Linked DNA regions of Homo sapiens: regions 2, 3, 4, 5 and 6 are each linked to region 1. The links are chromatin loops, found by intact Hi-C in ENCODE. Cell type or tissue: B cell. All regions are shown on one strand.

The links. A loop is a pair of places that touch in the nucleus more often than their neighbours do. Peaks named below come from ENCODE experiments on the same cell type or tissue, not always from the same donor. Only the 100,000 strongest peaks of a DNase experiment are listed, where the experiment ranks them.
Region 2: it touches region 1 in a loop (7-fold over the local background); 81 of 110 quality-filtered maps call a loop at or near these places.
Region 3: a loop joins it to region 1, with 31 times the contacts of the local background. A loop is called at or near these places in 4 of 110 quality-filtered maps.
Region 4: a loop joins it to region 1, with 14 times the contacts of the local background. A loop is called at or near these places in 96 of 110 quality-filtered maps.
Region 5: a loop joins it to region 1, with 26 times the contacts of the local background. A loop is called at or near these places in 68 of 110 quality-filtered maps.
Region 6: a loop joins it to region 1, with 21 times the contacts of the local background. A loop is called at or near these places in 9 of 110 quality-filtered maps.

The regions. Positions count from the first base shown.
Region 1 is chr11:60,828,204-60,833,203 of GRCh38, reverse strand. The region is part of intron 2 of LOC105369322 (a long non-coding RNA gene); the gene reads left to right. Among named protein-coding and RNA genes, the nearest start is that of CCDC86, 11 kb to the left of the region's middle. In B cell, CTCF peaks have their summits at 1,808 and 2,007 (motif pointing left); a DNase peak (open chromatin) is centred at 1,993; H3K27ac peaks cover 265 bases.
Region 2 is chr11:61,169,644-61,174,643 of GRCh38, reverse strand. It overlaps a transcript of LOC124902678 not described here. Among named protein-coding and RNA genes, the nearest start is that of VPS37C, 11 kb to the right of the region's middle. In B cell, no CTCF peak of the experiment used is centred here; no DNase peak of the experiment used is centred here; H3K27ac peaks cover 1,232 bases.
Region 3 is chr11:61,291,940-61,296,939 of GRCh38, reverse strand. It overlaps VWCE (von Willebrand factor C and EGF domains), which reads left to right and starts at 1,624. Exons shown (of 20, transcript NM_152718.2): 1 at 1,624-2,012. The coding sequence starts at 1,903. RefSeq lists silencers at 1,545-1,614, 1,795-2,104, 2,545-2,804 and an enhancer at 1,871-2,573. In B cell, a CTCF peak has its summit at 2,055; DNase peaks (open chromatin) are centred at 1,459, 2,109 and 2,589; H3K4me3 peaks cover 1,882 bases.
Region 4 is chr11:60,885,006-60,890,005 of GRCh38, reverse strand. No RefSeq gene overlaps it. Among named protein-coding and RNA genes, the nearest start is that of PRPF19, 19 kb to the left of the region's middle. In B cell, no CTCF peak of the experiment used is centred here; a DNase peak (open chromatin) is centred at 2,295.
Region 5 is chr11:61,128,073-61,133,072 of GRCh38, reverse strand. VPS37C (VPS37C subunit of ESCRT-I) reads left to right here. Exons shown (of 5, transcript NM_017966.5): 5 at 534-2,816. The coding sequence ends at 1,253. Among named protein-coding and RNA genes, the nearest start is that of CD5, 28 kb to the right of the region's middle. RefSeq lists an enhancer at 2,982-3,276. In B cell, CTCF peaks have their summits at 2,898 and 3,101 (motif pointing right); a DNase peak (open chromatin) is centred at 3,142.
Region 6 is chr11:61,383,156-61,388,155 of GRCh38, reverse strand. No RefSeq gene overlaps it. Among named protein-coding and RNA genes, the nearest start is that of TMEM216, 6.9 kb to the left of the region's middle. RefSeq lists a silencer at 2,333-2,492. In B cell, CTCF peaks have their summits at 2,194 and 2,398 (motif pointing right); a DNase peak (open chromatin) is centred at 2,395.

The DNA.
Region 1 (5,000 bases):
TGGGGTTACCTCCCAATAAACCCGCCATAAAGTTGAAAAATCCTAAGTTGAACCATCTTAAGTTGAGGACCATCTGTGCTTGGTAGTTGCTCAATAAATAATTGTTGCAATAAAAAATTGTCGGATGAATGGTTATGAAACAAACATCTAGTGGGCAAAAGTTTTGATACTGATTTCTGGAGAGAATTTTGCTAACATTACCATGTTCTAGTTGTTATGATAATGTAAAATTACTTTCTGGATAAGGACAAGTTCACATTGTGGTGGTAATTTCTGGAGAATAATTGTTAAACGTTCCCACTTTTTCTTGAAATAACACAAAAGAATCATTAGGAAAGGTATAATGAGTGTTAGGGACACGTCAGGTCCATACTCAGGAGCTTGTTCAAGGAATTGGTACCTGGACACTCTCTAAAAGGATTTGATATCAGTCAACAAGGAAGAAGTGATTCGAGTAAACCTTCCTTTGTTGCCTGGCATATGCTGGGTATCATAGGGACCACAAAAAATGTAAGATGTAGATGCTGTCTTCAAACTGTGTTGAGTCTAGCTGGGGAGACATAAGATTGGAATCTATATACAGATAGCCCAGTAAGGCAAGCTAGGTCCAGTGGTGAAACTGATAGGGTTTCACCAGCTGAGGTCCCCAAGGGTGAGAGAATGTCAAAGAAGACTTCCTGGAGGAGGCAAGTTAAAGGGGATTATGGGTTGGGCAGGTGGACAGCTTCCTGATCCACTAATCAGAGGAACACTGAAACCACAGGGATCCATCAGAAATCTGCTGCCTGTTAACTCAGGTTTCCACCTGCAGCTTCTCACATAGCTGGTGGAAATGAAATTGGTGTCCCTTTTGCCAAAATAGACAATGCCCCTAAGTAGAAAGAAAAGCTACTCCTCCCCAGCACCAGCCTACCTCTGTGGGGGTATTTCTGCAATGTGCATTGCAAGTTGCTGCATCCACTGGCCAGTCTGGCTCTGAGATCAGCCAGCTGGCAGCCTCTGCAGTGGGCATGGCTGGGCAGCCTGAATTCTGAAACCAATTAATGCACTGCAAAGGACGGTTTACCAAGAAGGTATCTGCAAGCCTTAAAAAATATCTCCTAAAAAGTTGTCCACTTGTAGTCCCAGCTACTCGGGAGGCTGAGACTGGAGGATTGCTTGAGGCTATGAGTTTGAGGCTGTGGTGAGCTATGATTGCATCAATGCATACCAGCCTGGGCAACCAAGTGAAACACCGTTGCTGTAACCACAAGCGCCTGAAAACAAGCAATAAATATATCTAGAATAAGACTTGTTATTGCTTCTGCAGTAATTTCTGCTATTTACAAATGAGGGAGAGTGGGTGAGCAATGCTTTCCAGTTATGAGTCAGGGAAGAATCAGGAAAGACAATTCCAAAATCAGTTAGAGTCCTGTTGGTGCGTGTAATACATCTCCACTTTGAACATGAAGAAAGGGGGTTACGATTTGTATTAATGTGAAAATGGCTTCTTGCCATCCTCACTCAGTTGAAATGAGACATATTTGACTATCAATTTGGAAGACTGCCAAATTTTTAGCCTGCCCCAGGCATCCAAGTGTTTCTGATCCGTCCTCTAAGCAGGACTTGTGCCAGGCCACACAATCCTGTTGGTGATATAAGACTAAGAATTCATGTGGAATAACCTCGAAATGCCCCAAAGGCCATGAGTAGCTCCTGGAGTGAGGATAGCTCAGGGTAACCACAACTGGAGGAGCGGGTGTCAACGGAAGCCCAAAGGTACCAGCTTAGTGTCTCTGAACCATGACATTCCTGGCTGTTCCCTCCTTGACCAATTCTGTTCCATTCTGCAGATAAATATCTTTCTGAATGCAGCCTTGAGTGGAGCTGATCCTGCTGGTACCAGTAGCCTCAGCAGGTGCCCGCAAATATCTGAGACTGGTATCTGCCTGGCCAGGGCATTCATGAATTCTTTGCCCAGAGCAGGTGCTCAAGTTCAGTGCTCGATGCTACGCCGCCACCTGGTGGCCGTATGTTGCAAGTCTCTGGAGCTGCCTGCGTGTAGAGAGCCACTCTCCCAGGGTTTACAGGGATATAATTTATCCTCCAAACAGGAACATCTGTTTAGATGCGACACTGGTTGCAAACTAGGTCTATGCCACGGGGACATACGGTGACTGTTTTGGAGTCTCCCAGTTACTGGGATATGCATTCCGCCATAGGCTGTCATGTGACAGAGGTGGGAACCGGGAAGCGCTGCTCTGAATGTTTGTCAGTGGCTCGATAGTCCTCTTGCTCCTCCAGGGCGAGGTGTCTGGGTTGTGTCATTTCCTTCTGAATCAGTGCTATATGATTTGCTAATGTGAGGCCTTGGGCAAGGTATTCAATAAGGCAGCACTTTCAGGTGTCTTCTAGAAGCAGTCTCTATTCTAAGGTAGAGCTTTACATATTACATATATTAACTCATAGAGTCTTCACCACAACTCTATGAGGTGGGAATTAGCATTAGCCCCATTTTACATTTGAGGAAGTGGAGGTCCAGAGAGGTTAAGTAACTTGCCTAATATCACACAGCTAGGGAAGGAAAGAGCCGAGAGTCAAACCCAGACTGTCTGGCCCCTGCGTTGGCACTCTTGGCCATCATATCTTCTGGGACTCAGTTTTCTCATCTATACATAGACTATGTTCTTTCCAACATGTACATACTTATGATAAAGTTTAATTTATAAGTTAGGCTCAGTAAGAGATGAAAAATAATGGAATTAAAATATACTATAATAAAAGTTATATCACTTTGGGAGGCCGAGGTGGGCGGATCACTTGAGTTCAGGAGTTTGAGACCAACCTGGCCAACATAGCAAAACCCCGTCTCTACTAAAAATAATTTAAAAAGCCAGGCGTGGTGGCACGAGCCTGTAATTCCAGCTCCTTGGGAGTCTGAGTTAGGAGAATCACCTGAACCCGGGAAGTGGAGGTTGCAGTGAGCCGAGATCACACCACGGCACTCTAGCCTGGGCGACAGAGGGAGTCTCCATCTCAAAAAAAAAAAAAAAAGTTATGTAAATGTGGTCGCTCCAAATACAGTGTACTCAACTTTTTTTTTTTTTTTTTTTTTTGAGACAGAATCTCGCTCTGTTGCCCAGGCTGGAGTGCAGTGGCGTGATCTCGGCTCACTGGGAGCCTCTGCCTCCCAGGTTCAAGCGATTCTCATGCCTCAACCTCCCAAGTAACTGGGATTACAGGCATATGCCACCACACCCGGCTAATTTTTGTGTTTTTAGTAAAGATGGTGTTTCGCCGTATTAGCCAGGCTGGTCTTGAATTCCTGACCTCAGGTGATCCACCTGCCTTGGCCTCCCAAAGTGCTGGGATTACAGGCATGAGCCACTGCGTCCGGCCAGCTATTTCTGGATTGTGGTGGACCACGGATAACTGAAATCACAGAAAGTGGAACCTCACGTCAGGGGGGACTCCTGAATACATTCAGATTGCTTACTACCTGTATACTTGTCTGCACTGAAAATTTTTCCGAGAATTGCTTGGGTACCTTGGGTTGGGATGGAATACATTTTTCCCATTTGCATTCATGAAAGTATATTTCTTTTTTAGACAAAGTCTCACTTTATCACCTAGGCTGGAATGCAGTGGCGCGATCTTGGCTCACTGCAACCTCTGCCTCCCAGGTTCAAGCAATTCACGTGCCTCAGCCTTCTGAGTAGCTGGAATTACAGGCGTGCGCCACCATGCCTGGCTAACTTGTGTATTTTTTGTAGAGACGAGGTTTTGCCATGTAGGCCAGGCTGGTCTCGAATTCCTGACTTTAAGTGATCTGCCTGCCTCGGTCTCCCAAAGTGCTGGGATTACAAGCGTGAGCCACTGTGCCTGGCCGCATTCATGAAAATATTTTTATTTAACAGCTTCTCACTTAGCAGCAGGGTTTCCAGTAACAAATCCATTAAGTGGGGGAACAGGTGGATACTTGTCCATCCACACATACAGACGTGAGACACCTAGGGTCCCTGCTGTGCACACACACGGACAAGATATGCAACTTTAGTCACTAAATCCTGGTGGATGTGACCCAAGCCACATGTCAACTTTTTGTTGACAGCAAAACAGCGACATTGAGGGATGTTTCTTAGACAGAAAGAGCAGACCCATCTCCATGCTGGGGTGTGTATGAGGATGGGGGTAGTGACCTCTGGGGCTGGGTGTTACAAAGGGAAGGCCAACCCTGCAGCCAGGAGAAGGGGAAGATCGCAGAGCCCCAGAGGTCAGATGCTGGGAGGAGCTCAGCTCCCAGGATCAGCAGATGCCTTGAGTGCAGGCTGTGGCTGGGGGCTGTGGGGCCTGGTGGGTGGATCCTGGGAGTGGCTGCTGTGGCCGTGGGAAGTTCCTGAGCTGGGTTCAGGTACTGGAGTCGGGAGAAGAAGGAAGGGCCAAGGCCACTCGCCTTTAGTCAGCCCAGAAGCAGCCCATGTGACCCTGTGATCCTTTTAGGTTTTCCTTCTGTGCTTTCTCTGGCGATCCAGGCTTTCCTCTCTGCCCACAGCCCTCCACAGACCACGTGGTGGTAGCCTGAGCCCCCAGACCTTGTGCTTTGGGCTGAGTCCTTCTTGTAGCTCTGGTCTTCCCTGAGGAGAAGGTTGCCCGGGAGTCGTACCTGGATTCTGGGGATGGATGTGATCTCAGCCAGGTCACCTTAGTTCTCTGGGCCTCAGTTTCCTCATCTGTGACACGTGGTCAGTCTCTTCCCTGCCCCTTCAGGCCTGTCATGAGGGTCGGGGGAAGGAGCTTGTGGAAGCCCCTTGATGGAGGGAGCTGCTGTAACCACCGTCTCCCAGCGCATGTAAGGCTATAGTTGTCAGCCAGGATCCAGAAGCCTCACCGCTGCCCTTCCTTCCTGCAGCATCGGCTGCCACCACCAGAATCTGGCGGCACCATGCGGCACTTGTCCTAGTCAGTTCTACCTTGGTGCTGAGCTATAAGCTTTTGTAAACATCTTCTTCCCTAGCCACCTC
Region 2 (5,000 bases), 340 kb before region 1:
CGGGGGGCCCCTGTGATAGCACTGGGGGAGATTAGTCAAGAGCGTTTACTTTCCTCTTGGCCCTGTGGGTGTGCTGGGCGTTCCAGCAGGAGGACAAGCAAACCCCAGGGTTCCTGGTGGTGGCAGTGGCACCCACTGTGCCTCTTGGAGCTGGAGCTGGTGATGATAACCAGCTTATCTACATGGCCCTGGGCCCAGAGCAAACTCAGCTCTATTGACACCTCTTATTTTCCCGCCTCAGTTTGCACATAGCCCCAGGGCTTGCCATTCTGGGAAAGGGGTTGATAATTCATTGCTGGTAACTTGCTCCGAGTCAACAAATCAAGTGTGTGATGAGGTCATGGTGTGTAACTTGTGGCCTCGATGGCCTGGTTGACGATGGTGTGTTCAGGTGTGGACGGAAGACTGGAGATGGAAAAGTAGCCTTTTATTGAACTTGGTTACCTTGGGCCTTTGCAATTCCTGTTCTCCCTGTCCAGAAGGTTCTTCTCCCAGCTTTCTGCGTGGATGGCTATTCAGCCATCATCTCAATGTTCCCTCCTCAGTGATGCCTTCCATGGCCACTCTGGTCTCCCAGCTGTAGAGCCTGACTTGGAGGAGCCCTGGAGACACCTATTGAACGCCTTTTCCCATGTGCTCTTTGTGGGCGCCCTGTGAAGCTGATAATGTCTCCAATTTATAGATGAGGAAACTGAGGCTTAGAGGAGCTAAGTAACTTCCTCAAGGATTTATGGCAAGTAAGTGGTAGAGTCAAGATTTGAACTAGGTCTGTCTGACTACAAATTCTAGGCTCTTGGCCACTCTGCAGCTCATTAGTACTGGGCTTGGGAGGTCAGGAAATGAGGCAGAACAAAAGGAGGAGAGGACGGGTGGGAGGAGGAAGGGATAATTGAGGACAGGTCTCATCTATTAGGAAATATTCATTCTTTCAGTGAACACTTGAGGGTGCTCGAAGCCAAGTTCATAAATTGCTCGCTGTTTATGAATAGCCTTGCAGACAGGGCCATGGAGGACATTGTACAATTTGTGCCCAGAACACAGGTGTCAGGCCATGGGGGAAGAAGACCTGAAGTCAGGTCATGATTCACTGCTGAGCCATGCACCTGGGCAGCTGCAGCCACCTGGAGGAGGCCAGCTTTTTCTGAATCTAACGAAGGCTCCAAATGGGCTAGCAGTGGCCCTGAAGTCCAGGAAACAAAACATTTAGAAAGGTAATGTGGCAGCACTGCAATAGAGGCATGCCCTGGGCATCCTGCAAAGAGGATGCCCAATGCTGCCTTAGGTGGAAAGTTAGGAAGTCTCCCTAGTGGAGGTGGCAACTGAGCCGAGTCTCAGTGGATGAGAGAACTTTGCCAAATGGGCATGGGGAGGAGGGAACACCAAAGAGGGCAGCACTGGCATGATAATAGACCTAAAGGATTGTAAGTCACCTGGTAAGGTTAGATGGTAAGGGTCATGGGCCCAGTTGATGCATGATATTAGTCAGCATGGGCAGTATATGCTGCAGTAACAAGCAACACCCAATTTCACAATAAGAAGGTTTCTCTTTTGCTTTCCCTATATGTCCATTACAGGTCATCTAGGGCTCTGGTTTGAGACGTTTTCACTCAGAGATGCAGACCGATGGAGACTTCACCATCTATGGTGTCACTGGTGGCCACAGCAGGGGGAGAGGCACATGCCAACTCATGCACCGGCCACATCAGAAGTGTCTGCAGGAGTGAAATGGGTCACCACTATTTGCACTTCATTGGCCCAAGTGACGCCAAATTTCAAGGGATTATGGAAGTATAATTCAACATGGTTTTAGAATGAGGACTAGGAAACTCTGGAGAACACTGCTAATGATTTACGGCTTAACATGGGGAAGGAGAGCAAGGACTACATCATGGTAGGCTTTGAGTGCCATGGTTAGGCACTTGGAATGTTTCCTGTAGGCAATGAGGAGCTTTGGGTGGGTGGATGAGGTATGAGCCTACAAAGAAGGGAGCAGAAGAGAGGAAAGTGAGGTTTAAACATGAGAAGGGCGCCAGAGCCAAGAGAAGAGGAAGGAAGCACGAAACATCAAACAGAGAGGGAAGCCAGAGAAACGGGTTGGGGAAGCACTGGACAGTGAGTGAAAGTCAGGCCCTCCGGTCTCCAACCCTCCCTTTCATTGGAAAGAGAGAGACTGGGGAGAAAGGGTTGGTGGGAGGAGGTGGGGAAGATGGAGACCAGACAGACATTTTGAGGGGTTGCTTAGACTGGAAAATCAAGACTTCGGTGGAGCTTGAGGGCCAACCACAAATATCTAAAAGTTTTTTGCAAAAACAAGGGACTAGACTTATTCGATAGCAAATGTTCAGAGTAGCATAGGGACAAAGACTGGGAATTATAGGGAGGCGGATTTAACTTTTATTTGATAACAACTTCTGTTATCAACTTAAGCTTGTTATTTGAACTATGTACAAGCACCTTGCAGGGGTGAAGAGGCGTGTAATGTTTTGAAATGTTAATTTCCTTCCTGTTCTCATGGCTGAAGGAAAGAATGAATGAATATTTAATACTGCAGGCTAGGGCAGTGCTTTGAGGGTGACAGGTGACAATTAATGGCTTTGTGGTATTCTAGGACTGTACTGAAGAAAACCCCCACCCAAGCCGGTGTTTAGAAGATGAAGTTAAATGAGAATGGGGAGGTAAATAGAGGGGTAAGTGCCATGTTAGAAATGAAGAGGAAAAAGCTGGGTGTGGTGGCACACACCTGTAGTGCCAGCTACTTGGGAGGCTGAGGTGGGAGGATTACTTGGGCCCAGGAATTGGAGGCTGCAGTGAGCTGTGATCGCACCACTGCACTCCAGCCTGGAAGACAGAGTGTGACTCCATATCTAAAAAAAGAAAACAGAAAATCCCCCCAGAAATGAAAGAAGGAGGAAGCCCTCTCTGGGGGAAAGAGGGGTGATGGCTTCCTTACACAGCTGAGGCTGGTTATGCTCCCAATTCTGGGCCACAGAAAGAGGCAGAACTTATGATCCTAGGTAGGTCTCATTTCTGAGCATGTGGCTTTGGGAGGACCTGGCAGGATACCCTAGGAATTGTCCTTGCCCTGGCTTGGGCCCTTGGAGTGGCATCTCTGTGACCTGCCCAGTGACCGAAGGCATTGCCATGTCACCCTGCGGCAGACGAGGCTGTGGCTAAGAGGGTGATCACCATGGTGTCTAAACTCAGCCCCCATTCCCCCTAATTTTCCTTTTATTTCTTTTCTTTTCCTTTTTTTTTTTTTTTTTTTTGAGATGGAGTCTTGCTCTGTTGCCTAGGCTGGAGTGCAGTGGCACAATCTTGGCTCACTGCAACCGCCGCCTCTCGGGTTCAAGCAATTCCCCTGCCTCAGCCTCCTGAGTAGCTGGGACTACAAGTGCCTGCTGGCATGCCTAGCTAACTTTTGTATTTTTAGTAGAGACGGGGTTTCGCCATGTTGGCCAGGCTGGTCTTGAACTCCTGACCTCAAGTGATCCGCCCACCTTGGCCTCCCAAAGTGCTGGGATTATGGCATGAGCCACTGCACCCTGCTTCCCTCTAGTTTTTCTGACTTTGTCCTGGTCTGGAAATCTCACAGGATTCTATGGAGTAGGAGGAAGGAATGAACAGGCTGCTTTGGGAGCCTCCAGGCCTGCACGGGGATCAAGCAGAGGCTGTCTGACCTCCAGCTGGTCCGAGGGCTCTTCTGGGATGCTTCCCAGAAGAGAGACTGCCCTTTCATTCTGATGTCCAGCTAGCCTTAGGGGTTGGGGGGATTTGTTTGACTCCCTGTGGCCTTATCAGCTGATACCATGTCCTTTCCAAAGACTTGAGAACCTTCGCAACGTTCCTGGGCAGGTCCTTGCCCAGAGACCAATACGGATCCAAGTGTAGGGAGCTGCAGTGGCCGCCAAAGCTCAGAGTTCCTGGGGGCTCAACCTAATGGGACGGAGCCTGGCTGGTCGTGGCCGAAAGCTTTATAACAATCACGCCACTCCCTGCATCTTGCTCTTAAAGAGCTTGTGTTGGGGGGCAGGATTTAAATGCCATGGGTGCCACTGGGGTGAGTGCATTCTTCCTCCAGCTGCTGGCTTCTCCACAGATCACAGGTGCGGTGGGACACACCTGTAATCCTAGCTACTGGGGAGGCTGAGGCAGGAGGATCACTTGATGCCAGGAGTTTGAGACCAGCCTGGGCAACATAGCAAAATTCCATCTCTAAAAACAAAAAACAAAACTTAAAAAAAGGGAATCTCTTTATGTCTTTTCTGTTCCATTGAGGGGGTTTTGGCCACTGGGAACCAGAAAGGCTCTCTCCCTCAAAGCCTTTTTAGGATTCCTGATATGATGTTGATAGGAGTAGAAGAGGTGTGGAACATCCCAACATCACCTGAGCTTGCACTTTCACGGGGTTTGAGGTGCTTTTGCTTCTCATGGCACCTATGACTTGTCTTTGGAGAATAGAATACATTGGCCCACAGGTGTAGGGTGGCCCTTAGCCAATGACTGAGGGGTACAGGTGGGAATGTGAAAGCCCAGCTTGCTTGCCTTAGGTTGGGGCAATTTTCAGGCATGACTTACATTCCAGGGCTCCCCTGTGGGATCAGGCTGGAGCTTCCCTCGGCAGGACTTGCATAAAATCACACTTTGGCTTGGCTTCATCCCCTTCCCAGTCCTGCTTCCCTGCTCCCTCCCTCACTGGTTTCCTGAACCACCTTTGAAATAAATCACTTGTACATGAAACCTCATCTCACTGGTTACTTCTGGGGAGCTTGACCTGAGACAGTTTCCTTCAGGCAGCCACTGAGACCCCAGCTATGAGTTCCTAGAGCACCAGGAAGCTTTCCCTGCCATATGGCTTTGCCCCGGCCTGATTTTCTGAACCCCCGGCTGGACCACATGTTCCTGAGGGCAGGGATCTCACTTGACTTGTTCATAAGTCCATGGTCTCTACCTGCCATAACTCTAATTGTCAAAACCAGGCTAACATCCAGGAATTAGGCTGC
Region 3 (5,000 bases), 460 kb before region 1:
AAGACCAGCCTGGTCAACATGGTGAAACCCCGTCCCTACTAAAAATACAAAAATTACCTGGGCATGGTGATGTGCGCCTGTAGTCCCAGCTACTCGGGAGGCTGAGGAAGGGGAATTGCTTGAACCCGGGAGATGGAGGTTGCAGTGAGCCGAAATCGTGCCACTGCATTCCAGCCTGGGCGACAGAGAAAGACTCCATCTAAAAAAAAAAAAAAAAAAATGGGGCCACACAGCTTCAGGTAGGGAGACCACTTGGCAGCTTGTGTTTAAATAACATAAAAGCACAACAAAAAATGCCTGCTTTTTTTCGTTCTTTTTTTTTTTTGAGATGGAGCCTTGCTCTGTCGCCCAGGCTGGAGTGCAATGGTGCAATCTTGGCTCACTGCAACCTCTGCCTCCTGGGTTCAAGTGATTCTCCTGCCTCAACCTGAGTAGCTGGGAATACAGGCGCCCGCCACCATGCCCAGCTAATTTTTGTATTTTTAGTAGAGATGGGGCGTCACCATATTGGCTAGGCTGGTTCTGGAACTCCTGACCTCAGGTGATCCGCCCACCTCAGCCTCCCAAAGTGCTGGGATTACAGGTGTGAGCCACCGCGCCCGGCCACCTGTGGTTTTTCTTTACTGCAAACTCAATGTGTCATAATTAACATCATGGGGTTGCCAAAAACGTAATATTAGGGTGCATTAGTAAAAGTATGGTGTCTGCAGGAAGGAGGCACGAGTCCAGGCCACCGCTGGTACGCCATGTCCATTTGTGGCCACCAATGTTAAGCACCTCAGTAAAGGCAGAGGTAGCAGGAAGGCCAAAGGAACAGGGATTGTTCAACTGGGAAGTGAAGACACTTTAAAACAAATGTGGTTCAAAACTGGATTGGGCCGCTTCTTAACAGATAGTGAGTTTCTTACCCCTGGAAGTATTTAAGCAAAATCTTGACTAATTGTGGGTGGCTAAGGGAAAGATTACTGCATGGAGCAGAAGGTAAAATCAGTTATCCTTTCAGCTTTCTCCCAGCGGGATGATTTTGATTTCCGCACCCCTTCTTTGCCTAAATCCCTAGGCAGCCCCCCAGTCTCTGACCACGGCCTGGGGCAGCTGCAGAAGGGGCAAAGAGGAGCCTTCCAGATCTGCTGCTGCCTCTCCACTGCCAACGGCGCCAGCTGCTTCCTGGTCTTGCCACCAGCAGTCGGGAGGCCGGCCATCTGCCCCCTGGGTGCCCAGAGGAGCCCGGGGCTTCAAAAGTGGCTAGGGCCCCAGGCCAGGGAGCGGTTGGACCCACAGATCAACGCACTCCGGCGTTAGGGTGCAGACCTTCTGGCAGGCTGGGGGCAGGCCTAGAACTGCTCAGCGGCACAGCGACCTGGCGTCGTGGGTTCGAATTTCCACGGTTCCCACCTCGTCACAACAAGGCGTCTCGGGTCCCACCGACAGGGGCCATGCCCGGGGCGCGCAGCCTCTGGTGCTAGCCTTGTTCCCGAAGTCTGTTTCCTCCCGGGGCCTCGGTCTGACGCCTTCAGTCAGCGCTTCGCAGGAAGCCGACTCCCAAACCGGGGCAGGGGGTGTGGGCCGAGGGCGAAACCCCGCCCCCAGGGGTCCCTGATCTTTGCCCCCGCCCCGGGCTCCGCGCCTCTCGGAGAGGCATCAGCAGGCGGGCGGCGTTGCCTTTGTGTGTTTCGCTTCGAGGTGCCAGAGACCCTCCCCACAATCGTCCGCCGCGTCCCCTCGCGGCCCTCGGCCCCTCCTCTCGGCGTCCCAAGCCCCCCTGCTCAGCTCTGCGTGCCATTTCGGGGATCGCTGGTTCGCTCCCCACGGCGCCAGGAGGAGGGGCGAGGGCCGGCAGCCCCCTCTCCCGCGCGCGGCGCAGGAGCCGAGCCCAGCCCGGGGGACCCGCCGCCGCCGGTCATGTGGGCCGGACTGCTCCTTCGGGCCGCCTGTGTCGCGCTCCTGCTGCCGGGGGCACCAGCCCGAGGCTACACCGGGAGGAAGCCGCCCGGGCACTTCGCGGCCGAGAGGTAAGCGCCCGGAGCTCCTCCCCGCTCCCCCGCCCGGGAGAGCGCTACCGGCGTGCAGTCGAGAGGCGCGGAGGGGCGCTCAGGAGCCGCAGGCAGCCGCGTGTCGGGGCTTCCTCTGGGGTGCTATCAGCGCGGGCACAGCTCGGGGACGGCACAAAGAGTCAGCAACTTGTGCCTCTAGGCGGGTGCTCATCGTGCCCCCCTGGCTGGGGCTGTCCAGACTGGGACCTGGGAGATCGGAGGTCCAGGCGTTGGGTGACTCCTAATGTGCCCTGGAGCGCGGACCTCTGGAGAGGGGAGCCCAGGACGTGCCATCTGGTCTCCGGACTGGCTGGCTCACCCCCCAGCGTGCCCGTGGCTCTGCCCGGGCAGCGCCTGGCCTCCCCTGCCGCGCGGGGCTTTCCCTGGGTCTTGGCCCTACGAACTTCATGGACCTTGGAACAGCCGGGGTCTCTGGGTCACTTTTCGTTTTCTGTCCGTGCGTGTGCGCGCGTGGGGGTGGGGTGCATGCCCCTCCGCTGTCTTTCGCGATGGATGCCGCCCTCCGCACGTGCTTTCCCCCGGGCCGCGGTGGGGCCGTGCGCGTGTGTGCGTGATGCTCGGAGCTAGGGAACACTGTGTCAGCAGGCGGCCTGGCCCGCGGCCACGTCCTCCGGGGGGCGCGCAGCGGGGGCGGCCCGGCCAGGCTTGTAGCTCACACGTGTGTTCCACAGCCACCGCCAGTTCCTGCTCAGAACCTGCCCCGACTCCCCGGCGTTCCACAGGCTCCCACCACCTGTCCCTCTGTCACCAGCCCTAGGAGGCTCCTTAGGGCGCTCTGGCGGGTGCTCGGTCCCTGCCCACCTGAGAGTTCGACTCCATCAGCCTCCCTGGGCACCCTTTTATCTGCCGCCTTGGTGGCACTGCCTGTCCGTTTCTGAGAGTCCCAAGGCTCCGCTCATTCGCCCGGTCCCCTCCTTCTCAGGCTGCTGCCATAATCACTCCAGCAAGGGGGTGGATGAGACTTCACTGCCAGCTCCCGCCAGCAGGAGGGCCCCCCCTTTCTTCTGTGATGACCTCAGAGAGGGAAAAAGGCCCCAGGGACAGCTTTCCTCAGACTTTTGTGTGCTGCCATTGCACCCTGAGCTTCCCTTTCCGGAATACTTGTCACATTTTGGCACAGATTTTTCTCCCCAAGAACACGCTAAGTTTGCCTTGTCCCATGTCCCCAGTGCCCAGCGCAGAGTGGGTGCTTTACAAAGTGCCTGCCTCGCAGAATCATCTTCCCTCCGCTCTGAACATTGGTGGAACACCATTGGGAAGGGGTTTCTTGTCCCTTTTCTGTTGCGGTGGGGTTGGAAGCTCAAACCAGGCTGGATTTCATCACCCTCTGTCCAGTCCATGACTGGAGCTGGTTGCAGTTGTCCTCTCTGTCCCCCTCCAGGCCTGCAGTTGTGCTGTTTCCCCTGCTAGAACACCCTCTCCCTTCCTCTTCTTTTGCTGGCTGCCCTACTTTTTTTTTTTTTTTTTTTGAGACAGAATCTTATTCTGTCACCCAGGCTGGAGTGCAGTGGTGCGATCTCGGCTCACTGCAGCCTCTGCCTTCTGGGTTCAAGCGATTCTCATGCCTCAGCCTCTCGAGCAGCTGGGACAACAGGCACATGCCACCACACCTGGCTAATTTTTTTTTTTTTTTTTTTTTTTTTTGAGATGGAGTTTTGCTCTTGTTGCCCAGGCTGGAGTGCAGTGGCGTGATCTCAGCTCACCGCAACCTCCGCCTCCCAGGTTCAAGCAATTCTCCTACCTCACCCTCCCAAGTAGCTGGGATTACAGGCATGCGCCACCATGCCCGGCTAATTTTGCATTTTTAGTAGAGTCGGGGTTTCTCCATGTTGGTCAGGCTGGTCTCAAACTCCTGACCTCGGGTGATCCGCCCGCCTTGGCCTCCCAAAGTGCTGGGATTACAAGCGTGAGCCACCGCGCCCGGCCTGTATTTTTTTTTTAGTGGAGACAGGGTTTTGCCATGTTGGCCAGGCTGGTCTCAAACTCCTGACCTCAAGTTATCTGCCTGCCTTGGCCTCCCAAAGTTTTCTCTCTCACCTCAGCCTAGATGCTGCCCTTCCAGGAACCCCCCCTGACCCTCCTCAGGGCTCCACAGTCTGTCCCACTGTGGCATTTGTCACTCTATGCTGTTATCACCTAGCTCCTGGTCTGCCCTACTTTCCTTGAAGGTGGGGGCAGTAGTTTGTTTATGGCTGTATGGTCACGCCTTACTCAGCACCCAGCACCAGTTGGATGCATCTGGCTTCCTGCCCTTTCTGGACCTCATTCCTGCTTGAACAGACCCCTACTGCCTCCAGTTTTGGGCAGCTCATTCATGACCCCACACCCACCCAAGAGATGTCACCTATGCCATTGCCCTTCTCAACCTTTCCCTCAACAGCCATTTATTGAGCACCTACTACATGCCAGGCACTCCTGTACGTGCTGGGGTAAATAGATAAGAAACCCTTGTCATCAGGGAGTTGTAGGGGAGACAATGAATTAATAAATTAAAATCTAATGTCACAGGAAGTAAATGTTGTGGAGAATAAAGCAAGGTAAGGGTGGACAAGGAAGGCCTCTCTGAGAAGGTGCCATGGGCAGAGATCTGGGTGAAGGGAGAGAGGAAGCCCAGTGTGTGTCTGAGGAAGAATCTTTCTCTCTCTCTTTTTTTTTTTTTTGTTTTGAGACGGTCTGGCTCTGTCACTTAGGCTGAAGGGCAGTGGCGCCAACTTGGCTCGCTGCAACCTCTGCCTCACAGGCTCAAGCCATTCTCCCACCTCAGCCTCCCGAGTAGCTGACCCTACAGGTGTGTGTCACCATGCCCAGCTAGTTTTTGTGTTTTTAGTAGAAACGAGGTTTCACCATGTTGCCCAGGCTGGTCTCAAACTCCTGGGCTCAAAATGATCAGCCTGCTTCGGCTTCCCAAAGTGCTGGGATTACAGGCGTGAGCCACCACACCCAGCC
Region 4 (5,000 bases), 57 kb before region 1:
CTGACAAGGGCCATCCCAGTGGAAGGTCGGGGCTGGCTGCCTCCCTGGAGTGGGGTAAGAGGATATGAGGTGAGGAAGTGTGGGAGTCAGTGATTATAGACAAAAAATAGTGCTGAGAAGGGGAGCTGAGAAATGGGGTGTTACCAGGAGGGGAGCTTTGGGGGCAAAGTATGGTAGGCCATATTGTGGACATAACAGGAGACCTCCAGGCATGTTTTGCTGGGGCAGTGTTCTGTTGTCAGGGAAGCTCGGCATGCCGTATCTGCCTGGGAGGGTCAGGATGCCTACTAGCTAGGGAAAGCTGAAAAACCCCACAGTAAAGAAACCACTTAACTTATACAAGTTGAATATAAACCATTTAACTTACACCAGTGTTTATTATTAAGAAAAGACCTGGGCCAGGTGCGGTGGCTCACGCCTGTAATCTCAGCACTTCCAGAGGCCAAGGCGGGCGGATCACGAGATCAAGAGTTCGAGACCGGCCTGGCCAAGAAGGTGAAACCCCATCTCTACTAAGAATACAAAAATTAGCTGAGCATGGTGGCAGGTTCCTGTAATCCCAGCTACTCGGGAGGCTGAGACAGGAGAATTGCTTGAACCCAGGAGGTGGAGGTTGCAGTGAGCTGGGATTGTGCCACTGCACTCCAGCCTGGGGGACAGAGCAAGACTCCGTCTTGGGGAAGAAAAAAAAAAAAGACCAATCATACAGTTCTCCCAAGGCAGGACATACTTTAAAAAAAAGTTAGGACAACTGCCTAGTTAAAAGGTGGGCTAACAACAGCTATGGTTTGCAGATGGTAGAATGGGTCACTCGAGTGGGAGAGGGTTGAGGTCGAACTCCCGACCTCAGGTCATCCGCCAGCCTCAGCCTCCGAAAGTCCTGAGATTATAGGCGTGAGCCACCACGCCCAGCCACTCATTTAATTCTTAAAACAACTTTGCCCTTGGCCGGGTGTGGTGGCTCATGCCTGTAATCCCAGCACTTTGGGAGGCCGAGGTGGGTGGATTGCCTGAGGTCAGGAGATGGAGACCATCCTGGCCAACATGGTGAAACCCCATCTCTACTAAAAATACAAAAAATTAGCTGGGTGTGATGGTGCATGCCTGTAGTCCCAGCTGCTTGGGAGGCTGAGGCAGGAGAATCGCTTGAACCCGGGAGGCAGAGGTTGCGGTGAGCTGAGATTGTGCCACTGCACTCCAGCCTAGTGACAGAGCGAGACTCTGTCTCAGAAAAAAGAAAACAACCTTGCTCTTTGCTGTCCAGCAACTCAGCAGATTCTTGGTCCCTGCATAGGACTTCATACCGCTCTTCCTTTGCAGAACGGAGCAGAAGGTGGGAGCATAGTCCTGGCACTGGACTCTCTGGCTTTGAATCCCAGTTCTGGCACTTAGTTGCTGCAAGACCTTGGACAGATTATTTAACTTTTTTCTGTTTGAGTTTCTTCATCCAAAAGATGGGGATAGTGTACTTACTAGAGATATAGTAAGGATTAAGTGAATGTGACAAGTGCTTAGAATAGGAATTGCACATCATAAATGCTGCTACTATTAACTATTACCACTCTCCTGCTCCCTCTCCCTGGAGTCTGCCCTCCCCAGAGATAGACCAAGTCCTTCAGGAAGCCTCTGGAGCCCATTGCTGCCCTGCCAGGTGAGTGAGCTTTCTTGGAGCCCATGGTTCATGCCTTTAGCATAGCTCTGTGTTACCTTGAAGGTGTTTGCGCATTTGTCTTTCCCACTTAGAATCTTAAGAGCAGAACCAGGTATCCGTTGCTATCATTCATCTCTTCAGCTCATGTCACACTGCTGCCAAGTGGCAGATTGAGAGATTCAACCTTGGGGCTCAGTCCAATGCCCAGGCAACGTCTGTCTCTTTCTTTGATAAGTAAACACAGAGGGCTTGACAGAATGTTAGTTATATCAGCCAAAATGAATGAAGAGCTATCACCTCCTGCCACAGCTCACCAGATGTTGGCCCAGCTGCCTTGTAGGTGAACCTTCTGGAAGTAGATCTTGGTTGGGGGTTGGTGGATTCTAAAGGACTCACCTCTGTTGTCTAGCTAGTGAGTTTTGTATTTAGGACCCAGCAGCAGTCAGTAGTCCCAGGTGTCCATAGGGAAATTGTTCGGTGATATTATCAGTGATTACTGCATCTTTTGTGCACTTGGGCCTTTGGTGATCAAACCCTGCTTAGCCTCCGCTATTGAAAGTGAGGAAGCATCTATATTGTTCCTGAGCTTGGAGCACTAACCAAGGAGGTCACCTGGGGGCAGTGTAGTCACAGCAGTCTCCCCAGTAACGTTGGTACTGTGATGGAGCTCCTCACAGTACCACAGAATGACCCTGCCAGACAGGTGGTGGTGTCCCCAGTCTATAGATGAGAAGACAAGCTCAGAGAAGTGCCTTGTTTAGGCCACCCAGTAAATAACGCAGCTAGGGTTTTTAAGCCGTGTGGCTTCAGAGACCAAGCTGATTAAGATAGGCATGGGCAGCTAATGACCCACTGCTCAGCTTTGCAGGAGGTAGTATCATAGTTAAATGCAGGCTCTGGAGCCAGCAGCCCAGGTTTGAATCCCAGCTCTGCACCTTTCTGTGATGTGCATCTTTATGTCTCAGTTTCTTCATCTGAAAAGTCAGTTCCTGGTGCCTACTTCGTAGGGCTCTTGAGAATTTTTATTTTTAGTTTTATTTATTTATTTTTTTAAATAGCATTTCTAATAGAATCTAAACATTGATTGGTCTGACAGGTCTTCTGTGTGGCATTTTTTTGTGTGTTAAATTTCTTAGTGTTTTTTTAAATTATTATACTTTAACTTCTAGGGTACATGTGCACAACATGCAGGTTTGTTACATATGTATGCATGTGCCATGTTGGTGTGTTAACTCGTTAACTCGTCATTTACATTAGGTATATCTCCTCATGCTATGCCTCCCACCTCCGCCCACCCCAGGACAGGCCCTGGTGTGTGATGTTCCCCACCCTGTGTCTAAGTGTTCTCATTGTTCAATTCCTACCTGTGAGTGAGAACATGCGGTGTTTGGTTTTCTGTCCATGCGATAGTTTGCTCAGAATGATGGTTTCCAGCTTCATCCATGTCCCTATAAAGGACATGAACTCATTCTTTTTTATGGCTGTGTAGTATTCCATGGTGTATATGTGCCACATTTTCTTAATCCAGTCTATCACTGATGGACATTTGGGTTGGTTCCAAGTCTTTGCTATTGTGAATAGTGCCACAATAAACATATGTGTGCATGTGTCTTTATAGAAGCATGATTTATAATACTTTGGGTATATACCCAGTAATGGGATGGCTGGGTCAAATGGGATTTCTAGCTCTAGATCCTTGAGGAATCGCCACACTGTCTTCCACAATGGTTGAACTAGTTTACAGTCCCACCAACAGTGTAAAAGTGTTCCTATTTCTCCACATCCTCTCCAGCACCTGTTGTTTCCTGACTTCTTAATGATCGCCATTCTAACCGGTGTGAGATGGTATCTCACTGTGGTTTTGATTTTCATTTCTCCGATGGCCAGTGATGAGCATTTTTTCATGTCTGTTGGCTGCATAAATATCTTCTTTTGAGAAGTGTCTGTTCATATCCTTTGCCCACTTTCTGATGGGGTCGTTTGATTTTTTTCTTATAAATTTGTTTAAGTTCTTTGTAGATTCTGAATATTAGCCCTTTGTCAGATGGGTAGATTGTAAAAATTTTCTCCCATTTTGTAGGTTGCCTGTTCACTCTGATGGTAGTTTCTGTTGCTGTGCTGAAGCTCTTTAGTTTATTTAGATCCCATTTGTCAATTTTGGCTTTTGTTGCCATTGCTTTTGGTGTTTTAGTCATGAAGTCCTTGCCCATGCCTAGGTCCTGAATGGTATTGCCTAGGTTTTCTTCTAGGGTTTTTATGGTTTTAGGTCTAACATTTAAGTCTTTAATCCATCTTGAATTAATTTTTGTGTAAGGTTTAAGGAAGGGATCCAGTTTCAGCTTTCTACATATGGCTAGCTAGTTTTCCCAGCACCATTTATTAAATAGGGAATCCTTTCCCCATTTCTTGTTTTTATCAGGTTTGTCAAAGATCAGATGGTTGTAGATGTGTGGTATTATTTCTGAGGGCTCTGTTCTGTTCCATTGGTCCATATCTCTGTTTTGGTACCAGTACCATGCTGTTTTGGTTACTGTAGCCTTGTAGTGTAGTTTGAAGTCAGGTAGCATGATGCCTCCAGCTTTGTTCTTTTGGCTTAGGATTGTCTTGGCAACGTGGGCTCTTTTTTGGTTCCATATGAACTTTAAAGTAGTTTTTTCCAATTCTGTGAAGAAAGTCATTGGTAGCTTGATGGGGATTGCATTGAATCTATAAATTACCTTGGGCAGTATGGCCATTTTCATGATATTGATTCTTCCTATCCATGAGCATAGAATGTTCTTCCATTTGTTTGTGTCCTCTTTTATTTTGTTGAGCAGTGGTTTGTAGTTCTTGAAGAGGTCCTTCACATCCCTTGTAAGTTGGATTCCTAGGTATTCTATTCCCTTTGAAGCAATTCTGAATGGGAGTTCACTCATGATTTGGCCTGTTATTGGTATATAGGAATGCTTGTGATTTTTGCACATTGATTTTGTATCCTGAGACTTTGCTGAAGTTGCTTATCAGCTTAAGGAGATTTTGGGTGGAGACGATGGGGTTTTCTAAATATACAATCATGTCATCTGCAAACAGGGACAATTTGACTTCCTCTTTTCCTAATTGAATACGCTTTATTTCTTTCTCTTGCCTGATTGTCCTGGCCAGAACTTCCAACACTGTGTTGAATAGGAGTGGTAAGAGAGGGCATCCCTGTCTTGTGCCAGTTTTCAAAGGGAATGCTTCCAGTTTTTGCCCATTCGGTATGATATTGGCTGTGGGTTTGTCATAAATAACTCTGATTATTTTGAGATACATCCCATCAATACCTAGTCTAGGGCTGGGCGCGGTGGCTTACGCCTGTAATCCCAGCACT
Region 5 (5,000 bases), 300 kb before region 1:
CCCACTAGCTGAAGCAGAAACGGGTGACAGTGGACAAGGGCAGCTCGCAGCCCTGGATGGTAGGGCAGCACAGCAGGAGGCCCCCAGGGGCTGAGGCCAGCTCCCTACTCCACTCTCCCTGCTTCCTGCTTCCCTCCGGCCACCTCTTCAGCCTCTGTGGGCAAACTGGTGCTGTCCACTCTGTGTCTGGGTGGAAGAAGCTTCTAGGCCCTCCCAGTCCCTGGGCTAGTGCTCATCCAGGTGTTCAGCACATATATGCAGTGGCCACTGTGGGCCTGGCATGATGCCAAGGTGCCAGGACAGAGGTGACCACGACAGAGACAGTCCTCGCCTTCAAGGGACTGACATTCTAGTGAGGGAGACAGTGCATGTACCATATGTCAGCTGTGAGAAGGGGCGTATGGGCAGGGAAGAGGAGGGGGTGCCTGAGGCGGCGTGAGGTGGGAGGGCTGCAGCTGAACTCAGACCCTGGGGAAAATCAAGAGGCCTTGATCCCAGCTGCCCCTGTTGTCACTGGACCTTATGTCTTCCAGGCCATGGCTGAGAAGTTCCTGGAGGGCGAGGTGCCCCTGGAAACGTTCCTGGAGAATTTTTCCTCCATGAGGATGCTGTCCCACCTGCGCCGGGTTCGCGTGGAAAAGCTCCAGGAAGTGGTGAGGAAGCCCAGGGCTTCCCAGGAGCTGGCCGGCGATGCCCCTCCACCCCGTCCACCACCCCCGGTGCGCCCAGTCCCCCAGGGAACACCCCCTGTGGTTGAAGAGCAGCCGCAGCCACCATTAGCCATGCCTCCCTACCCTTTGCCCTACAGCCCATCCCCCAGCCTGCCTGTGGGCCCCACTGCCCATGGAGCCCTGCCACCGGCCCCTTTCCCAGTAGTGTCCCAGCCCTCCTTCTACAGCGGGCCTCTGGGCCCCACTTACCCGGCAGCCCAGCTTGGACCCAGGGGTGCTGCGGGTTACTCCTGGTCCCCACAGAGGAGCATGCCACCCCGGCCGGGCTATCCTGGGACCCCAATGGGTGCCTCTGGGCCTGGGTACCCCTTGCGGGGAGGCAGGGCCCCCAGTCCTGGTTATCCTCAACAGTCCCCATACCCCGCAACAGGAGGAAAACCTCCCTACCCAATACAGCCTCAGCTCCCCAGCTTTCCAGGCCAGCCCCAGCCCTCAGTGCCCCTGCAGCCCCCTTATCCCCCCGGGCCCGCCCCTCCCTATGGGTTCCCACCACCGCCGGGGCCTGCCTGGCCTGGGTATTAGACACACTCCTGGCCCTCGGCCCCTCCCTAGTCCCACCCACGCTCAACCTTTGGCCCAGCCATCGCCGAGATTCGAGGGTCAACTGGAAGTGGCGTTGGTGCTCCCTGTGGACTTGCGTCGGCACCCAGAGGCCTTGGAGGGACAAGGCACTGGGCGGTGTGACTGGTCATGGCACTTGCTGGCCTTCTGGCCAGAGGTCCTCCTGGAAGCCCCTCCTTTCAGTGCCTGGCTGCAGCGGTGCTAGCCAGGCTGGAGTCCAGCACCTCTCGCCGGTGTCTGTGTGAGTGAGCGCATGTGCGCATTTATGAGCATCTACTTGCGGCTGCACTCAGGGCCATTTGAACCCAGTGCAGAGTTATCTCTATGAGGAGGCCCCGGGTCTCCAGCCCCCTCCATCTCCCCTGGGGTTTGGCATATTTGACATGGAGCCCCATGCCAAGGGATGCAGCTGTTGGTGTCTGTCCAGTCCATTCAAGGCTAGCCTGCCCATGCACTGTGGCAGGGGTTGGATTGGAGGGAGAGAACAGAGTTGGGAAAAACAACAGGTTTGAGTCCTATAAAGCCATAATTTAACTCCAGTAGCTGATGTCAGACAAGCTTGTCCTATGTCCTATTTGAGTGGCAGCAGCGCCAGCCCAGCAAGAAGGCTGGGGGTTGTCAAGGTTGTCCCCAGACCTTGCTTGCAGTGGTTGGAGAACCCAGGGGGCTGCCTTGGGCCCTCTGGCCAGAGGGAAGCGGGCAGCTCTAGCCCTGGAGATTGTGGTCACATTGGGGCTTGTTTAGGATTGGAGGGCCAGGTCACCTCCCCAGCCACCCTCCCTTCTCTCCTCTGGGGTCCCCACTTTAGGGCGACTTTGCCCGAGGCCCACGCATCCATCCACTCCTTTAGTGCCTTGAATCTCATTCACAAGCAGCCCCCTCCCTTCCCCTCCCCTTCTCACTCTGTTGATGTAATCCTCCCACCCCCAGTGTCCATCCTAAGACAGGCATCAAAAGAGGCCCTAACTTTACTTCCCAAATGGTGCTTTTTAAAAAACACCATCACTACATTAGGGGCAATTTTTTCACACCTCCCTGTCTTCAGAATGTAAAGGGTGGGGATTATGTCTCTGTTTAATATGCAGCCCCCTGCACTGTGGGGTTTGGGGCATGTTCAGTAATAAGAATGAATACAATAGACAAAGGGGGTGTGATGAGTGTTAACTTGGTTGTTCCAGAGGTAAACCAGGTCTCAGGGAAGAGCCTGGAGCTGCTATTGCTTAGGAAGTTGTACGTGCCTTGAAATGTCCACTACCTGAGGACGCAGCATCTGGTGGGCCCGGGGCTGCTGGGGCCAAGGAGGGACCTTGACCTTCTGGTGCCTGCCCCTCCCCGGCCTATGTGCCATCCGCGTGACGCTAGGTCAGCGCTGCCGGTTCTTTACCAAATGTGCTTGCTTCTCCTAAGTTATTTATAAAGAGAAATCACTAATGGACTCTACTGGTTTGAGTGCTTCTGAGCTGGATGACCGACCGCCTGTATGTTTGTGTAATTAATTGCCATAATAAACTTTGATGAGTCACATGTGGTGTGGTGTTGCTGGGTTTGAGTGAAGACGTGGCTGCATGTGGGTGCCTTGAACTCTTCTGCAGCCTTCAGATCGTGCTCTCTGGAGGGGCCTCTGTGATTCACATCCCAAAGCCCCATCCGTCTGGATGTCAGCCCTCCCTTGCCCGCTCGCCCCAGGGCTGGCCCTGGGAGTATTTACCTTCCCTCTCCCGCTCTTCCGCTTTCTTTCTTAGCCGTTTTCCTATTGGAGCCTACGTTTGCCTGGTCCTGGACTGAGAGCAATGGCATGCAAGGCCACAGGATGCCACGAGGGGGCGTCTGGTCCTCAGCCTGCTCGGGAGGTGCTGCGTTCCTGCCACCTGCCGGGCTGGCGGGATGTCGGCGTGTGGGCCTGTCTGTGAGCCATCTAATTCTAACCTGGGCTTGCAGGATGGGCTCAGAGGAACAGCAGGCCGCTAAACTGGCTGCGGCACCAACAGTCTTCTAGGCCTTGGCCCAGCCTGCCTCCCTCCCCAGCGTCGCCTCTGCTGCTGAGCTGCCTATCCCGAGGCCAGGGAGGGCGTCTTCAGCTCAGCAGGAAGGGCAGCTTGGAGGGAGTCTGAAGACCAGGCTTCTAACAGTCCCTCATGTCAGCCCTCCGCCTCTCCTTCCCCGCAAGGTGACCGGGCGGCCACCTGTGGAGGATGCCTAGAGATGCCCTGAAGTCGCTATGGCTGCAGGCTGTACTGTGCTTTCAGGCGCATTATGTCCTGGAGTCCTCGCAACAGCCCTTTCATCCCCAGTTTAAATGGGAGGAAACCACAGGGCAGGTGGTTCGGTGAGCGGGTTGCACAGCCTTAGGAGGAGGTGGGACTTGGACTGGGTCGGTTGGATTTCAGAGGCTGCAGGGGCTCCTTCCCCCTGCCTTGGTGGTGCCAGAAGTGCCTCCCGAGGACAGAGCTGAGAGTCTCTGGGCTCTGGTCAAACGTTTACTGCCCTTCACCCCCAGCTGAACTCTGGCTTTGCCTTGCAGGTGTCCAAGGCTGAGGACACAGGACATCAGGGACAGCTGGAAGCAATTTGGCTTTGTAGGAAGAGGCTGCAAATCTCCCTCTAGGCGCATAGTCAGGTCACCTGCCTTGGGTTGGTGCCAGAGTGGTGGCAGGGGGCACGGAGGGGCTGACTTTCTAAGAAAGGACCATCATGAGCTGCCTCAGCTGGTCAGCCCGCGTGTCCCACCCTGTGCTCTTTGCTTCCCCCTCTCCCTGGCCACCTCACCTCAGAGGGCAGCACACACAGGCGCTCCTCACGCCTCCCTCCCTGCATCCCTGGGAGATCACTGGCTGCTTTTCACCAGACTACAGTGGGCCTCCCGCTGCAGGGGGACAGACCCTGAGCATCAAATTTAGAGTCTCAAGAGATTCCTAGCTTAGGACACTTTGCTCTGCTGGATGTGGTGAGGCCATATAAATGTCATGTCCTTACAGCTCTCTGTTCCGCTCTGTACTCCCAGATCCCTGGGTGCATGATAACTTTTTTTTTTTTGAGACAGAATCTCACTCATCTGGCTCCCAGGCTGGAGTGTATTGGCGCCATCTCAGCTCACTGCAACCTCCGCCTCCCGGGTTCAAGTGATTCTCCTGCCTCAGCCTCTTGAGTAGCTGGGATTACAGGTGTGTGCCACCATGCCTGGCTAATTATTTGTATATATATGGTTTTTTTGGAAAAAAAAAAAAAAAGCCTGTTGCCCAGGCTGGAGTGCAATGGCAAGATCATGGCTCACTGCAGCCTTAAACTCCTGGCCTCAAGTGATCCTCCTGCACCAGCCTCATGAATAACAGACTATAGGCATGTGCTACCATGCTCAGCTAATTAAAAAACTCCTTTTTTTGGTAGAGCTGGGGTCTCACTTTGTTGCCCAGGCTGGTCTGGAACTCCTGGCTTCAAGCAATCCTTCCACCTTGGTCTCCCAAAGTGCTGGGATTACAGGCACGAGCCACCATGCTTGGGCACATGGCAGTGTGAAAGCTAGACTTTTTGGTCCTTGGTATCCTTGACCTAATGTGCTAGAATCAGGGGTTGCACGCCCACTCATTGGCCAGGTCACATGATTTACGCAGGAACATAATTTACGGAATGGGCAGGGTTTGAGGGACACACAGGTGAGTGGAAGGGCTGGCCCTGCTCTAGCAGGTTGCTGGGATGCAGGAACGGGGAGGT
Region 6 (5,000 bases), 550 kb before region 1:
TCCTCAATTCTTTTTTTTTCTGTATTATAAGTCAGTAGTCAGGCTGGGCGCAGTGGCTCATACCTGTAATCCCAGCACTTTGGGAGGCCAAGGCAGGCGGATCACTTGAGGTCAGGAGTTCAAGACAGCTTGGCCAACATGGTGAAACCCCATTTGTGCTAAAAATACAAAAAAATTAGCCAGGTGTGGTGGTGCATGCCTGTAGTCCCAGCTATTTGGGAGGCTGAGGCAGGAGAATCGCTAGAACCCAGGAGGTGGAGGTTGCAGTGAGCCAAGATCATGCCACTGCACTCCAGCCTGGCAACAGAGCGAGACTCTGTCTAAAGAATAATAATAACTAATTAATTTTTAAAAATTAAAAAAGTCACCAGGCAATCCTTAAATATTACTTAATGGATGTAAGAACTGCAGTGATGTCCCTTTTCTTTCATATTTTTTTCTTCAATAGTTTTGATAGGTGTTTATCAATTTTATTAACGTTTTATTTTTGTTTTTTATTTTTTTTTATGAGACAGGGTCTCACTCTATCGCCCAGGCTGCAGTGCAGTGGCACGATCTTGGCTCACTGCAACCTCTGCCTCCCAGGCTCAAGCAATTCTCGTGCCTCAGCCTCCTAAGTAGCTGGGACTACAGGCATGCACCACCACACCTGGCTAATTTTTTTTTTTTTTTTTTTGAGACGGAGTCTTGCTCTGTCGCCCAGGCTGGAGTGAAGTGGTGCGATCTCGGCTGGCTGCAAGCTCCGCCTCCCAGGTTCACGCCCTTCTCCTGCCTCAGCCTCCCGAGTAGCCGACTACAGGCACCCGCCACCATGCCCAGCTAATTTTTTTTGCATTTTTAGTAGAGACGGGGTTTCACCGTGTTAGCCAGGATGGTCTCGATCTCCTGACCTCATGATCTGCCCGCCTCAGCCTCCCAAAGTGCTGGGATTACAGGTGTGAGCCACTGCTCCCGGCTTTTTTTTTTTGTATTTTTAGTAGAGACAGGGTTTTGTCATGTTGCCCAGGCTGGTCTCGAACTGGTGAGCTCAGGCAGTCCACCTGCCTCGACCTCCCAAAGTGCTAGGATTACAAGCATCAGCCACCATGCCTGGTTTCTTATTATTATTATTATTATTATTTTATTTTTTTGAGACAGAGTCTTGCTCTGTCACCCAGGCTAGAGTGCAGTGGTGTGATCTCGGCTCACTGCAGCCTCCGCCTCCTGGGTTCAAGCAGTTCTCCTGCTTCAGCCTCCCGAGTAGCTAGGATTACAGGCGCCCACCACTGCGCCCGGCTAATTTTTGTATTTTTAGTAGAGATGGGGTTTCACCATGTTGGCCAGGCTGGTCTCGAACTCCTGACCTCATGATCCACTCGCCTCGGCCTCCCAAAGTGCTAGGATTGCAGGTGTGAGCCACCGTGCCCAGCCTTATTAATTTTTTTAAAAACAGCTTTCGACTTTCTTTTTCTTCATCGTATAAAATTTGTTTTCTATTTTACAAATTTCTGCTCTTTATAATTTCCTTCTTCTTACTTTCTTTAGGTTTTTTGTTTTGTTTTGTTTTGTTTTTGTTTTTGTTTTTTGAGACAGAGTCTGACTCTGTTGCCCAGGCTGGAGTGCAGTGGTGCGATCTCAGCTCACTGCAGCCTCCACCTCCTGGGTTCAAAGGAATTCTCCTGTCTTAGCCTCCCAAGTAGCTGAGATTGCAGGTGTGTGCCACCACACCCAGATAATTTTTGTATTTTTAGTGGAGATGAGGTTTCACCATGTTGCCCCCAGGCTGATCTTGAACTCCTAACCTCAAGTGATCTACCCGCCTCAGCCTCCCAAAGTGCTGGGACTACAGGCATGAGCCACTGCGCCCAGCTGGGTTCAAAGTGTTTTCTAATTTCCCTTATGATTTCTTCTTTGACCCATGGGCTATTTATAAGTGTATTTTATTTTATTTATTATTTTATTTTATTTTATTTTATTTTATTTTATTTTATTTTATTTTATTTTATTTATTTTAAGACAGACTCTCTGTTGCCCACGCTGCGGTGCAATGGTGCGATCTCAGCTCACTGCCACCTGTGCCTTGCAGGCTCAAGCTATTCTCATGCATCAGCCTCCCGAGTAACTGGGGCTACAGGTGCGTGCCACCACGCCTGGCTAATTTTTGTATTTTTAGTAGAGGTGGGGTTTTGCCATGTTGCCCAAGCTGGTCTGGAATTCCTGAGCTCGAGTGACATGGTATAGGCGTGAACCACCGTGCCCAGCCTTATTTAATTTCTGAATATTTAGTGGTTTCCTAGTATGGCAGTTATCAACACTGCCTCAGCTCCAGATTCACTCTCAGTACCTGTTCTGTTCCATGATAACCGGATCGACGCTAAGCATTTATCCCGTACAGTGAGTACAGTGTTAAGCTTTGTCAGCAGAGGGCACTAGAGGGCTATTGCAGAAACAAAGAGGCTCTCCCGGGTTCCAGTGTGCAGCCTTCGGATTTTTCTAAGGAAACCATGGATGTCAACTATGACCGTGATTAGTTACAAAAATGATCAGTTACAAAAACGAGGACTGTAGCAGCGATGCATATTCTTCTTTGCTTCTTACATGCATGTGTTTATTTGTATGTACTGACCATGTCTTTTGCCTCCCTTTGTTATTTTATGTGCAAATTGTTGGAGGTCAACTTTACAATCTAGTTTTTAGGTAATAGACACAGGTAATAGTTTTTAGGTAATAGTTTTTAGGTAATAGGGATCACGACAAATCTGTGGAGTAATCTAGCCAGCTATGGATACAGTGACTGTTTGGACTGTGTGTCTTATCATTTGGGGGAAGGCTGAGAACTTCACTTTTAGAGAGGAGATATCTTGTTAGTAGGAATGTAGCTACTAAGGGAGTTCAAAATTTGTGTAAAGAGTGCATATGGTAGTGGAGTAGCTGGAAGAATGGTTTCTGCCAGTTACCTATTTTTTGCCTCTCAGCTTCATTATTTACCTACCCTTCGGTGTCTGTTAAGCGATAACTAGACTCGAAGCATTTCTCCCTACAATGAGTACAATGTTAGGCTTTGTCAGCAGAGGACGCTAGAAGGACATTGCAGGAAGGAAAGGGCTTGTCTTCTGGTTCCAGTGCACTCCAGCTAGGGGCCTTGCTCCATCGTCCATCAGCAGGGCACGCCTTGGGAGATCTGCTGGTGTTCCACTCCAGCTGCACACCCAAAGCCGGCACTCCCTTGGCAACTTTGCCGATCTGGTCTAGGCCCCGTGACCAACTTGCTGTGGACTCCTTGTCATGGTTGCCGCTTACTCCAGGCCTTCCACCTGGGGCAGCTCCCTAACTCTGTGCACCTGCCCCCTAGTCTTGGCTTACCTATGCCATGGATGGTTTTCCCCAAAGCCCTCCAGGCATGGACAACGTGCGGTCAAGGCTGTGCCCCAACTTCCTCTGTGCGTCTGCTCACCAATCTGAGTTCTTCTGCATCCCAGAGGGTTGATTCCCATCCTCCATATCCTGTGTGGACACCATGCACTCCAAGCACATGGGGCATTCCAGCTCTTTTGATGCATCTGTCTGACAGCTGGGGCTCACCTGCGACCTGGAAGGTTGTTTCCTAGGGGCCTCCCAATGCGGGTGCTATGTGCTCTGGGCAGGTGGTGTTGCTATGTGCTCTGGGCAGGTGGTGTCCCCATGTGCTCTAAGCACCTGCCTACCAGCCTTAGCTTGCTTTTGGCCTGGAGGGTTGTTTCTTGCCTGGCAACTGTGAAACAGCTCTGGCCTGGGCTAATCAGTGAACTTCACACTGCCCAGTGAGTGGCATGCAGTGAAGTCTGAACCCCTGCCTTGGGGGTGGGGACCCTACTGAGTTTGCCCTTCCTTGGGTACTTCCCTCTTTACTTCCTTATAATTCCTCTCTTATTATAGTTTAATACTTTTTTACTTTTTCTATTTTTTTTTTTAATTTTTTTGAGACAGGGTCTTGCTCTGTTGCCCAGGGCTGGAGTGCAGTGCTGCAGTCATAGCTCACTGCAGCCTTGACCTCCTGGACTCAAGCAATCCTTCTGCCTCAGCCTCCCAAGTAGCTAGGACTACAGGCACATGTCACCATGCCTAGCTAATTTTTTCTTTTTAATAGAGACAAGGTCTTGCTATATTGTCCAGCCTGGTCTCAAACTCCTGGTCTCAAGTGATCCTCCTGCTTCAGCCTCCCTAAGTGCTGGGACCGGCTGGGCATAGTGACTCACTCCTGTAATCCCAGCATTTTGGGAGGCCGAGGCAGGCGGATCAGTTGAGGTCAGGAGTTCGACATCATTCTGGCCGACATGGTGAAACCCCGTCTCTACTAGAAATACAAAAATTAAACAGGAGTGGTGGCACATGCCTGTAATCCCAGCACTTTGGGAGGCTGAAGTGGGATGATTGCTTGAGTTGCTTGAGGCCAGGAGTTTGAGACCAGCCTGGTCAACATAGTGAGACCTTCATCTTACTAGAAAGAAAAAATAGAAAAAAATTAAAAATAATCTTTATGTTTACCTAAATACTATCTTTTTTTTTTTTTTTTTTTTTGAGATGGAGTCTCACTCTGTCACCCAGGTTGGAGTGCAGTGTCGAGGTTTCAGCTCACTGCAAACTCCACCTCCCGGGATCAAGCGATTTTCCTGCCTCAGCCTCCCGAGTAGCTGGGATTACAGGCATGTGCCACCACACCCAGCTAATTTTTGTATTTTTAGTAGAGACAGGGTTTCTCCATGTTGGCCAGGCTGGTCTCCAACTCCTGACCTCAGGTGTTCCGCTTCGGCCTCCCAAAATGCTGGAATTACAGGCGTGAGCCACCGTGCCTGGCCTATCTTTTGTTTGTTTGTTTGTTTGTTTGTTTTGAGACAGAGTTCAGGCTGGAGTGCAGTGGCGTGATCTCGACTCACTGCAACTTCTGCTTCCTGGGTTCAAGTGATTCTCCCTCTGCAGCCTCCCGAGTAGCTGGGATTACAGGCATGGGCCACCATGCCTGGCTAATTTTTTTGTGTGTTTTT